Regions from separate parts of the Homo sapiens genome. Here region 2 is linked to region 1. A link is a loop called in an ENCODE intact Hi-C map of the cell type or tissue named here. Cell type or tissue: Caco-2. All regions are shown on one strand. Links, peaks and the distances in the headings refer to the core of each region. The heading gives the core; the rest is flanking DNA.

What was found. Hi-C counts contacts between places; a loop is a spot of excess contacts. Peaks named below come from ENCODE experiments on the same cell type or tissue, not always from the same donor. Only the 100,000 strongest peaks of a DNase experiment are listed, where the experiment ranks them.
Region 2: a loop joins it to region 1, with 2.3 times the contacts of the local background. A loop is called at or near these places in 1 of 110 quality-filtered maps.

What each region holds. Positions count from the first base shown.
Region 1 is chr2:159,264,224-159,269,602 of GRCh38, reverse strand. The region is part of intron 5 of WDSUB1 (WD repeat, sterile alpha motif and U-box domain containing 1); the gene reads left to right. Among named protein-coding and RNA genes, the nearest start is that of WDSUB1, 20 kb to the left of the region's middle. In Caco-2, for the core only: no CTCF peak of the experiment used is centred there; no DNase peak of the experiment used is centred there.
Region 2 is chr2:159,208,545-159,213,923 of GRCh38, reverse strand. All of the region lies in intron 19 of TANC1 (tetratricopeptide repeat, ankyrin repeat and coiled-coil containing 1), which reads right to left. Among named protein-coding and RNA genes, the nearest start is that of MIR6888, 24 kb to the right of the region's middle. RefSeq lists enhancers at 1,963-2,577, 3,882-4,101. In Caco-2, for the core only: no CTCF peak of the experiment used is centred there; DNase peaks (open chromatin) are centred at 2,042 and 2,403; H3K4me3 peaks cover 433 bases.

The DNA of each region.
Region 1 (5,379 bases), core at 130-5,129:
GTGTTTTTCTCTGGCTGCTCATGAAATTTTCTGTTTTGAGGTTTTTGCATATCCACTTTGTATCTACATATGAGTTTCCTATTTAGTTTGCTTGGAATTCATTGAACTTCTTAAATCCTTGGAATGATATTGGGCAGGGCGTGGTGGTTCATGCCTGTAATCCCAGCACTTTGGGAGGCAGAGGCAGGCCTATCACTTGAGCTCAGGAGTTCAAGACCAGCCTGGCTAACATGGTGAAACCTCATCTCTACTAAAAATACAAAAATTAGCCAGGCATGATGGTGGGCACCTGTAATTCCAGCTACTCAGGAGGCTGAGGCAGGAGAGTTGCTTGAACCCAAGAGGTGGAGGTTGCAGTGAGCTGAGATCACACCACTGCACTCCAGCCTGGGTGACAGAGCAAGACTCCATCTCAAAAAAAAAAAAAAAAAAAAAAATCTGTGGAAAGATATTTTACCACTTTTGGAAAATTCTTATTTATTATCTCTTCAAGTATTGCCTCTGTTCCTTTCTTTCTGTCCTCTAATTCTGGGATTCCAATTAAAGGCACATTACACCTCACTGTAAACTTTATTCTCTCTTTTGTATTTATGCTTCTGTTTTGTTTGTTTGTTTGTTTTTTCCTGTTTCCTATGCTTCATTCTGGATGGTTTTCCCTTTCCTTTCTTCAGCTAATATATTAAACTGGTCCATTGAATTCTTAATTTTGCTTATTTTATTTTTTGGTCCTAGAATTCCTATTTGGCAATTTTTTTCAGTGGTGTCACTTTTTATGATTTCCAGTTCTGTGTTGAAGTTGTCAACCTTGGCTTTTATTTTTCAAAGCTTTATTCTGTTAGGCAATGGGCTGGAACATCGTTTCATGATTCAATTACTTTATACTCTTTTCCTTTTGAATACTTTTGTATATTTTCTCCTTGCCATTAGATTTTCTAAAACTTTCCTGTCTGATCTCACAGGTCATAGCATTCTGACCCACATTTATGGCTCTTCATAGCAACTTTCATTCCAGCTAAGATATTTAGGCTCCTAACCTCCATTTAGAATGTCTGGACTAAGGCTGATGGTTCTTTTTTTCCATATGCTCCAATTCTTGCCAAACAGCCAAATTACTAGTTATGTTGTTGTCATTATTGTAGATGTGGCTGTTTGATCTCTAAAGATGAAGATTATTCATCATCAAAAAGTATTTATAGTAATTGTCTTTTGACCTAGAATTTAAATCATTGGAAAGTTTAAACAAATAAAGTTGAACTCTGTCTGCTGTGTTAGGGGACAGGTTAGCTGACAGAATGATTATGTGCCCAGCTCTCTGCCAGTTGGAATAGGGCATAGAAAAGGAAGTATAAGACAGTGTTTGTGCTCTTGAAGACATTTTAAATCCCCTCTTTTCTATTTAGTAGTTGATGTTCATAGTGATGAACTAATAACACTGCAAGACCCTGACATGTACTTATCCTCTGAGTCATGGAGGAAGTGTTAAGTGATACTCAATATTGTGTTAAGTTCATTTTATAGCGGTATAATTCTTTGCCAGTTTGTATATATGTGTGTCTTAGTTAACATTGTATTTATGGAAATGTGTCTTTCCCAATCATTCTGGATAAATGGAAGTTTACATTATCAAGTGCTTTTGGGTATATGGTGTTGCTCAAGGTCACATTCAAATATTTTTCTGAATATTTCTAGTTTATTTGGACAAATATACAGGCAAATGAATGAGAAATGTAAATTAATAAACTTAATAAACATTTAGTTTTTAGAAGAATTGACAGGCATATTTAAATCATACTTAGTAGATAAAAATAGGTCAATTAGTTAATGATAGATTCTATTTGTGACTAAAAGTCAATGATAAGATAGAATGAATACGTATGGGAAAGAGGGAGACTAAAAAAAGTGAGTAGGATAAAACGAGGCTGTATATGAATATAAGTGGCTAGAGATGAAAAGTGAATGGACAGCAGAATGTGGTTGTAGGTCAGTATTGTGTACTAAGGGCTGGGTGTGGAGCTCATGCCTGTTATTCCAACACTTTGAGAGGTCAAAGCAGAAGGATCACTTGAGGCCAGGAGTTTGAGACCAGCCTGGACAACACAGTGAGACCCAGTCCCTACAAAAAAAAATTAAAGAAATTAGCTGGGCATAGGGGTGTGTGCCTGTAGTCTCAGCTACTTGGGAGGCTGAGGCAGGAGAATCCCCTGAGCCCAGGAGTTTGAGGCTGCAGCAACCTATGATCATGCCACTGCACTCCAGCCTGGGCAACAAAGTCAGAACTTGTCTCTTTAAAAAAAAAAAAAGAAAGAAAAAAGAGGTGTACTAATGAAGGTGTGTATGGCATAGATAGGGGTGGCCTTGGAAAAGGCAGTATAGAATTTCTATGCAGATATGGGAAGATTGAGGAACAGAAAGAGCATTCCAGGAGGCAGGAAATTCTTGAGTAGATCAAAATGTATAATAAACATTCAAATAAATAAGGAGAAATGAGGCCAGAAAAACAGATTGTAGAGATAACAGAGAACCTAGGATGGACCGGGCATGGTGGCTCATGCCTGTAATCCCACCACTTTGGGAGGCTGAGGCAGGAGGATCACTTGCGCCCAGGAGTTTGAGACCAGCCTGGGCAACATAGGAAGACCTGGTCTCTACAAATAATAAAAAGTTACCCAAGCATGGTGGCTTGCACCTGTGGTCCTAGCTCCTCAGGAGGCTGAGGTGGGAGGATCGCTTGAGCCTAGGCAGTGGAGGCTGCAGTGAGCCACAATCGTGCCACTAAACTCCAGCCTAGGCAACAGAGTGAAACCCTGACTCAAAACAAAAAACAACAAAAAAACCCCTGAGAACCTAGGATGGTGTTAGAACTTGTTCAAACCTTATATATTAAATTTAGGAGAACTTCTGAAACTTCTAAAGCAATTCTAACATGCAAAGCCTAGCTATAGGAGACTAGTGTCTAGAGATGAATATAAGTGGCTAGAGATGAAAAGTGAATGGACAACAGAATGCGGTTATAGGTCAGAATAGAGAAGTGAAGAATTGAATCATGATTTAGGTCAGTGGTTCTTATACTTTTTGGTCTTAAGATTCCTTCACATTCTTAAAAGTAAGATTCCTTGGCCAGGCGCGGTGGCTCACGCCTGTAATCCCAGCACTTTGGGAGGCCGAGGCGGGCGGATCATGAGGTCAGGAGATCAAGACCATCCTGGCTAACATGGTGAAACCCCATCTGTACTAAAAATACAAAAAATTAGCCGGGCGTTGTGGCGGGTGCCTGTAGTCCCAGCTACTCGGGAGGCTGAGGCAGGAGAGTGGCGTGAACCCGGGAGGCGGTGCTTGCGGTGAGTCCAGATCGTGCCACCACACTCCAGCCTGGGCGACAGAGCAAGACTCTGTCTCAAAAAAAAAGTAAGGTTCCTTGACACTCTTAAAAGTTATTACCCTAAAGAGCTTTTGCTTATATGGGTTACATCTATCACTATTTATAATACTAGAAAATACAATCGAGAATATTCTGAAATATTTTAAATTCATTTAAAAGCAATAGATTATTGCATATTAGCTTTTTGAGGAAAAAATAAATAGTGAAAAGAGTGGCATTGTTCTACATTTTTGAAGATCTTTTTAATGTCTGGCATAGCAGAAGACAGCTGGATTTTCACATCTGCTTCACATATTCCACCAGCCCTCAGAGCTGTGATGGCGTTACAGGTCCTGTAGCAAAATACGCAAGAGGTTTTTCCCTTGGTCTTTCTCCACTTCTGTCCCCTAATAACTTTGCTCCAGCCCCTTAGCAGAATTTGTCTTTTGTTCCACCCTACTTCTCTTGATCTAGCCAGATACAACAAACATTATATATATCAGCCGCTGTTAAAACAGGAAGAGTCAGTCTTTTTTTTGGGACAGGGTCTCCTCTGTCACCCAGGCTGGAGTGTGATGGCACTATCATGGCTTACTGCAGCCCTGACCTCCTGGCCTCAAGTGATCCTCCCACCTCAGTCTCCTGAGTAGCTGGGACTACACTTGCAGGCCACCATGCTTGGCTAAGTTTTGTATTTTTTGTAGAGTCAGGGATCTCATTCCTGGGCTCAAGTGATCCTCCCACCTTGGCCTCCCAAAGTGTTGGGATTACAGGCATGAGTCACCACACCTAGCCGGGTCAGTCTTTGTAATTCAAATAAAGTCTGCCTGTTTCCAGAAGGTCTCAGAGTTTAGGATTCCTTGGAAATGAGTTTTTAAAATGCCCACAGTTGTGTGTGAGAGACAGGAAGAAAAGAGAGAGAGTGAGTGTGTGTGTGTGTGTGTGTGTGTGGTGTGTGTGCTTGCTTTAGAGATAAGGCCTCACTCCATTACCCAGGCTGGAGTGGCTCACTGGAGCCTTGACTTCCTGGGCTCAAACAGTCATCCCACTTCAGCCTCTCAAGTAGCTGGAACTATAGGTGTGTGCAACCAGGCCCAGCCAGTTAGGAGTTGTTTTTTTTTGTTGTTGTTGTTGTTGTTGTTTTATTTTTTTTTTTTTTTGAGATGGAGTTTCGCTCTTGTTACCCAGTCTGGACTGCAATGGCGCGATCTCAGCTCACTGCAACCTCTGCCTTCCAGGTTCAAGTGCTTCTCCTGCGTCAGCCTCCCAAGTAGCTGGGATTACAGGTGCCCGCGACCATGCCTGGCTAATTTTTGTATTTTTAGTAGAGACAGGGTTTCACCATGTTGGCCAGGCTGGTCTCGAACTCCTGACCTCAGGTGATCCGCCTACCTCAGCCTCCCAAAGTGCTGTGATTAGAAATGTGAACCACTGCGCCTGGCCCTTTTCCTTTTCTTGAGTTGAAAACCAATGAGAGGGCAATACGGGACTGGGTAACATGACTTTTGATCGGCAACCCACTTGCCCACCTGCTCTTGGGCAGCATGGACCACTGCAGTCTTCCCCTGCCAGTGCAGATCAGAAAAAAGAGAAAATCCAGAAGGGGCTCAGCTCCATGGCCCAGCGCTTGCCCCACACTCTCCAGTTATTTGTCATTTATTTTCCGCTAGGCATGAGAGGGAGGAAAGAGGCCAAGAATCTTACCCCAGAAGGGGTGGGAAATAGGTTTCTCCTCTCCCCAACAAGACAGTTGTTTATATTTTATCTATTTTGTAAGTAAATGATAGAGTTTATTGTCACGAGTTAGGAGTGCTTTCATGAACAGCCCCCTCTTGCTCAGCAATGACTAGCTGAAGAAGGCTTAACGTTATCTTTCCCAAAATGCAAATCATGTTTTTTCTCTACAATATTGCTAACAGTCCTGTTGAACAAGTAAGTTCATTTAGTAACTGAAAAGGACACGTTGCCATCTGTGTATCACGGAGGGTTATCAGATGCTAGATTGCTTGAAAGTAGATGTC
Region 2 (5,379 bases), core at 204-5,203, 56 kb after region 1:
GAACTCCTGACCTCAGGTGATCTGCCCACCTTAGCCTCCCAAAGTGCTGGGATTACAGGTGCGAGCCACTGTGCCCGGCCGCTGTTACTAAATTCTAATACCTTGGGGCCCAGCGCATTACCATGGGTGCCCAGAATAACTTATCACTGGGCAGTCTCATAATAGTGCTTTTCCTGTCATCTTTCTAGTCAGATAATTTCTTAGAACTACAGGAAGAGCCGTTCTTAACAAATATTGCCATCTGCATCACTGATCTGGATGACGAAGTGGATTCTTTCAAGACAGTGCAACCAGAACAAAATACTGAAGGGCAGGGATGCTACAGCTGATCTGGACTGCAGGTACCATTCATATTTGTGTTATGCAAACAGGCCCATTGCCCTTACTGAGCAGACATTTAAAGTTCATCTCAGCGTGTCGGTATGTAAAACTGACATAAATACCATTAGCAGAATGGTATTTATGTCAGTTTTACATACCGAGGCACTGAGACAGAGGTGGGGGGGTTCCCATACCTAAAATGTTTGGAAACCAGGGTCCAATGTGATCCTATCTATACTCTGAGAATCTACACAAACCAGTTCTGGTCCCTGCTGTCCCAGGAATTCTCGCTGTAGTCTCTTCCTGCCACGATGATAACGTTAATGATTCCTACTAACATAAGGCTTGGGGTACTTTTATATTGTGAGAGACCAGAATATGCCACCCCAAAATATGCCTTTTCGCATAAAGATTTTGAGTTGATTATTTTGAGAGACTGCAGACACAGGAGATATCCCAAAAACAGATAAGTTATCCTCTTGTAAGACAAAATTCATGGGTGTCTTCCTTTCTATTACCAAGAAGAGAAGGATGACTACATCACTAGAGATTTCTATCAGTGGAGAATCTGGCTCTCAAACCTTACCTTTGTTAACTGCTTTTCTTGGGTACCTCCCCATAACTGGCCTTCCCCAAACCATTTATCTTTGTTTCAGGGAAATTTTTTTTTTTTTTTTTTTTTTGAGACGGTGTCTCGCCCTGTCACCCAGGCTGGAGTGCAGTAGCACAATCTCGGCTCACTGCAACCTCCGCCTCTTGGGTTCACGCCATTTTCCTGCCTCAGCCTCCTGGGTAGCTAGGATTACAGCATGTGCCACCACGCCTGGCTAATTTTTGTATTTTTAGTAGAGACAGGGTTTCACCATGTTGGCCAGGATGGTCTCCAACTCTTGACCTCGTGGATCTGCCTGCCTTGGCCTTCCAAAGTGCTGGGATTACAGGCGTGAACCACCATGCCCAGCCGGGATGATGGTTTTTAAGCCTAAAATCTAAGCCACCTCTTGGACACTGACTCATTTCTCTGGGTATCTCCCATGGATACAACACAAGATATACCTACTATTCAACTTCTGTTTGTGTTAATCTGTCTTTCGTTGCTGCAGTCTGTCCCAAGAACTGTGAAGGGTAGGGATGAAGTGATTTCTTCCTCTCCTACAATATACATTTTCTGGATTGATTTGATCGTGACCCTGAACACGCATGATTCTTACGCTAGAAGATCTGGGTATTGAACCACTACCTGGATCTGCTGCTGCTCTGCCATTTTCCTCTAGGCAAGGAACAACTCCCTCTTCCTCCTCTCCCTGGTTGACCAGAAGAAGGAATGAATCAAAACAAAGACGCATGGGCTCCACGCAGAGGCAGGGCCTTTGCATGATGCCATGCAAAGGAATAAACACAGGACTCTTCCATTTGATGAGATCTGAAGCAGCCAATCCACCACAGCATTCTGCTCTTTTATTTGGTAAACAAGCTTCATCTACATTATAAACGGGGCCTTTAAATCAGGATTTCTGTTAAAGCTGCTACTGAATTTTTGCAACAGCAGCACATCAGAAATGACAGTCCAGCACTAAAAATAGGGACCTCTGTTTCACAGGGGCATCAGAGAAACCACAAGTTGGAGCAACTGACAAGGGGCGAGTGCGCCACCCCGGGCATGGCAACTGGGTTGGACCCTGTCCTCCTTTTCCTTCACAACCCTTGCTATGTATTTGGTGACTCCCTCTTGAGGCAACTAAAAACCTGTAAGCACAGGCAGACTATGCTCAGGCTTAAAACAGATCACGTTCTACACACAAATTCCTGACAAGGCTCTCGTTTACAAATGATGCAGACAGACAACAAGATCTGTGTTTTCCTTTTTCTAAGCAGATTGAGTATTCTGGGGCCATCACGGCGAACTCCTGAGGCTCTGCCATTTTCAGGGGATCTCAAGTTTTAGCAGCCACAGGGACTTACGAACACAAGAGAGACTGAAGAATAGCCACCCACATGCTTAAGCAAACAGAACCATGGCTAAATTATGCTCAGGAATTCCAGCTATTCTGCTGCAAAGGCCGACCTCTGGTGCTGCCCACCAGGCTCCAGTGAGGGTTAATGCACCCCACCTGACCCGAAGGAAAAGAGGGCAGGGGAGGGCAGGAGAAGAGAATGCCTTGCTATGGGCAGTACCTTGCCTTCTGGCCAATGAAATACAAAGATGGAGAAAAAAAGACTTGGTATGAAATGGGAGCTCAAAAATCAACGTGAACAGATGGCACTTTTTAGGACTCAAATTGGACACAATTTCTTCTAGTTGTAAAATCCTTAACAAGATGGCATTTGTGAATTAGATTCCCATGAAAGCACATACCTCAGCAACACTGTCCTGTCTTGAGAAGGCAAGTAGGTTTGTAATGGCAGACGTTCATTTTAAGAACAACCTGACTGGCCAGGTGCAGTGGCTCATGCCTGTAATCCCAGCACTTTGGGAGGCTGTGGCGGGCAAGTCACCTGAGGTCAGGAGTTCAAGACCAGCCTGGCCAACATGGTGAAACCCTGCCTCTACTAAAAATACAAAAATTAGCCGGGAGTGGTGGCACGCGCCTATAATCCCAGCTACTTGGGAGGCTGAGCAAGAGAATCGCTTGAACCTGGGAGGCGGAGGTTGCAGTGAGCTGAGATTGTGCCATTGTACTCCAGCCTGGGCGACAGAGCAAGACTCCATCTTAAAAAAAAAAAAATTAAAAGATCAGGCATGGTGGCTCATGCCTGTAATCCCAGCACTTTGGGAGGCCGAGGCGTGCAGATCAGATCACGAGGTCAAGAGATCGAGACCATTCTGGCCAACATGGTGAAACCCTGTCTCTATTAAAAGTACAAAAATTAGCTGGGCGTGATGACACATTCCTGTAATCCCAGCTACTCGGGAAAGCTGAGGCAGGAGAATCACTTGAACCCAGGAGGCAGAGCTTGCAGTGAGCCGAGATCTCGCCACTGCACTCCAGCCTGGTGAAAGAGCAAGACACCATCTCAAAAAAAAACAAAAAACAAACAAACAAACAAAACCTGACAACAATCTGAACGTATTGGAAACAGCAGTGAGAGAGCTTTTTGCACCATAAAATGGATGGTTTGCAGGAATCTCTTATATATTAAAGTTCTCTGGGAAAAGATTTGATTTGCAAAAACTCAATTGTCAACTTGCCGGGGACACAGTCATTCCACAAACAGGGCTATTCCTAAAATTTTAAAGCAGATCTGTCACTCAAATTCACAGGATGTGCTCCCCAGGCTCAGGATCGCTTGGCTTACAGATCACAACAATGGGTCTGTATTCCCACCCACATTTGCTTTTGGACCCAACTTGGGGGCTTGGAGAGAAGGGCGGCAGGGTCAGCGCACACAGAAGCTGCTTCCCGCTGGCAGACTATGACCTTTTCATGCATTACCCACGGATGTATGAAAACCATTCTGCAAACTGGAACTGAGTACCTCCAGAGAACAGCTTGTACCTGCAGAACCCACTTCCTGCTAGCTGAGAGGGCACTGCGGGCAGGGCAGGGCAGGGCGGCTGGGCTCTGCTTGTATGCTTATATTCACATGTGCAATTTACTTGCTTGTATTCACATGTGCAATTTACTTCCTATTATCCTGGCCTCTCCCATATTTTAAAAAATGAGTGGAAAATGAAAAAAATGAGTGTCAACATTAATTGAAAGCAGCAGGGTCCTCACAAATGTCATCTAATTGTGGCCAAGGTGAGAACTGTGAGATGTGGTGAAGGCAGTGATGCTTGACCCTCAGTGGCAGGCCCGATGGCCACACCCTGCTCAACTGTAAAGGCAGAGAACACCAGGAAAGAGTGTGCCTGACACACTGCACATTTCTCAGCTACTTTATCTCAATGGTAAAATGTAATGAGGGATTTTAGGATTTTTTCTTTTTTTTAAACTCTGGGAATGACTGCCCACCCTGCCTTGGTAACTGACTCTAAGTGGCTATATGGCGGCTGACCGGTCAGGCTCGCTTTGCTGCCACTGGGAGCTCGGCCGTCACACTGAGGGCCTCAGGGAAGCTGGCCCCCACATTCCCTGGCTGAAAGCAGCAACCTTTCCCCAAAAGGCCAGGCAATGTGCCTTGCCTCCCCGCCCCACCTTCTAGAAATAGGACTAAGATTTACAGAAGCCAAATTTCATAGCTTCACTGTGTTCTTTGTTAGGCATTTCCTCCCGTCTCTGAGCGAGGGGAAGGCTTCTATTAGAAAGAAGAACATACTTTCCAAGAGCTATAAATTTTTCACCTCTACAAAGACAAGGCAGTTATCTAACCTAATCCTCAACAATTTAAAGGATAAAATGAAAGGTAATCAAGATGGCTCTTCCAGAAAACTGTACTTGCACTGGGAGACAAACACCCCAAGCCTTGGTGTCTGGGACAAGCCTCCAACACTGCCAGCCTCAACTGAAGCTTCTGCAGGCTGGGGCGCTGCTGCTCAGTGACCTCACAAATGGAAGCCAGCACTGCCCAGGTACAGTCACATGCTGTGTGATGATGTTTCAGTCAGCGACAGACTGCGTATACAATAGCACAGTGGTCTCATAAGATGATAATACCATATTTTTATACCTTCTCTATGTTTAGACATGTTTAGACACACAAGTATTTACCTTTGTGTTATAGCTGCCTACAGTATTCAGTACAGCAATATGCTGTACAGGCTTGGAGCCTGGGAGCAATAGGCTGTGCCATCCAGGCTTGTGTAAGTACACTGGAGGATTTTCACGCAATGACCAAATCGCCTAAGGATGCATCTCTCAGAACTATCTCATGCACGAATTTAAAAAGTTGTGGTTTTGAACACCTTCCTTATTGTTTCCCATTGGCAAAACTCTCCCAGGAGGGCCAGATCTCCCAATGGCCATGATGGGGCCTGCAGAAGCAGCCTGGCTGGAGCCAAGTATGGGGATTCTGTGTTATAAGGCAACAGGCATCAACCAAGCATCATGGAAAAATGTGGCTCCCTCTGCCGACAGACATGAACCCATTTTCACCGAGCTATCTAACAGAGGTGAA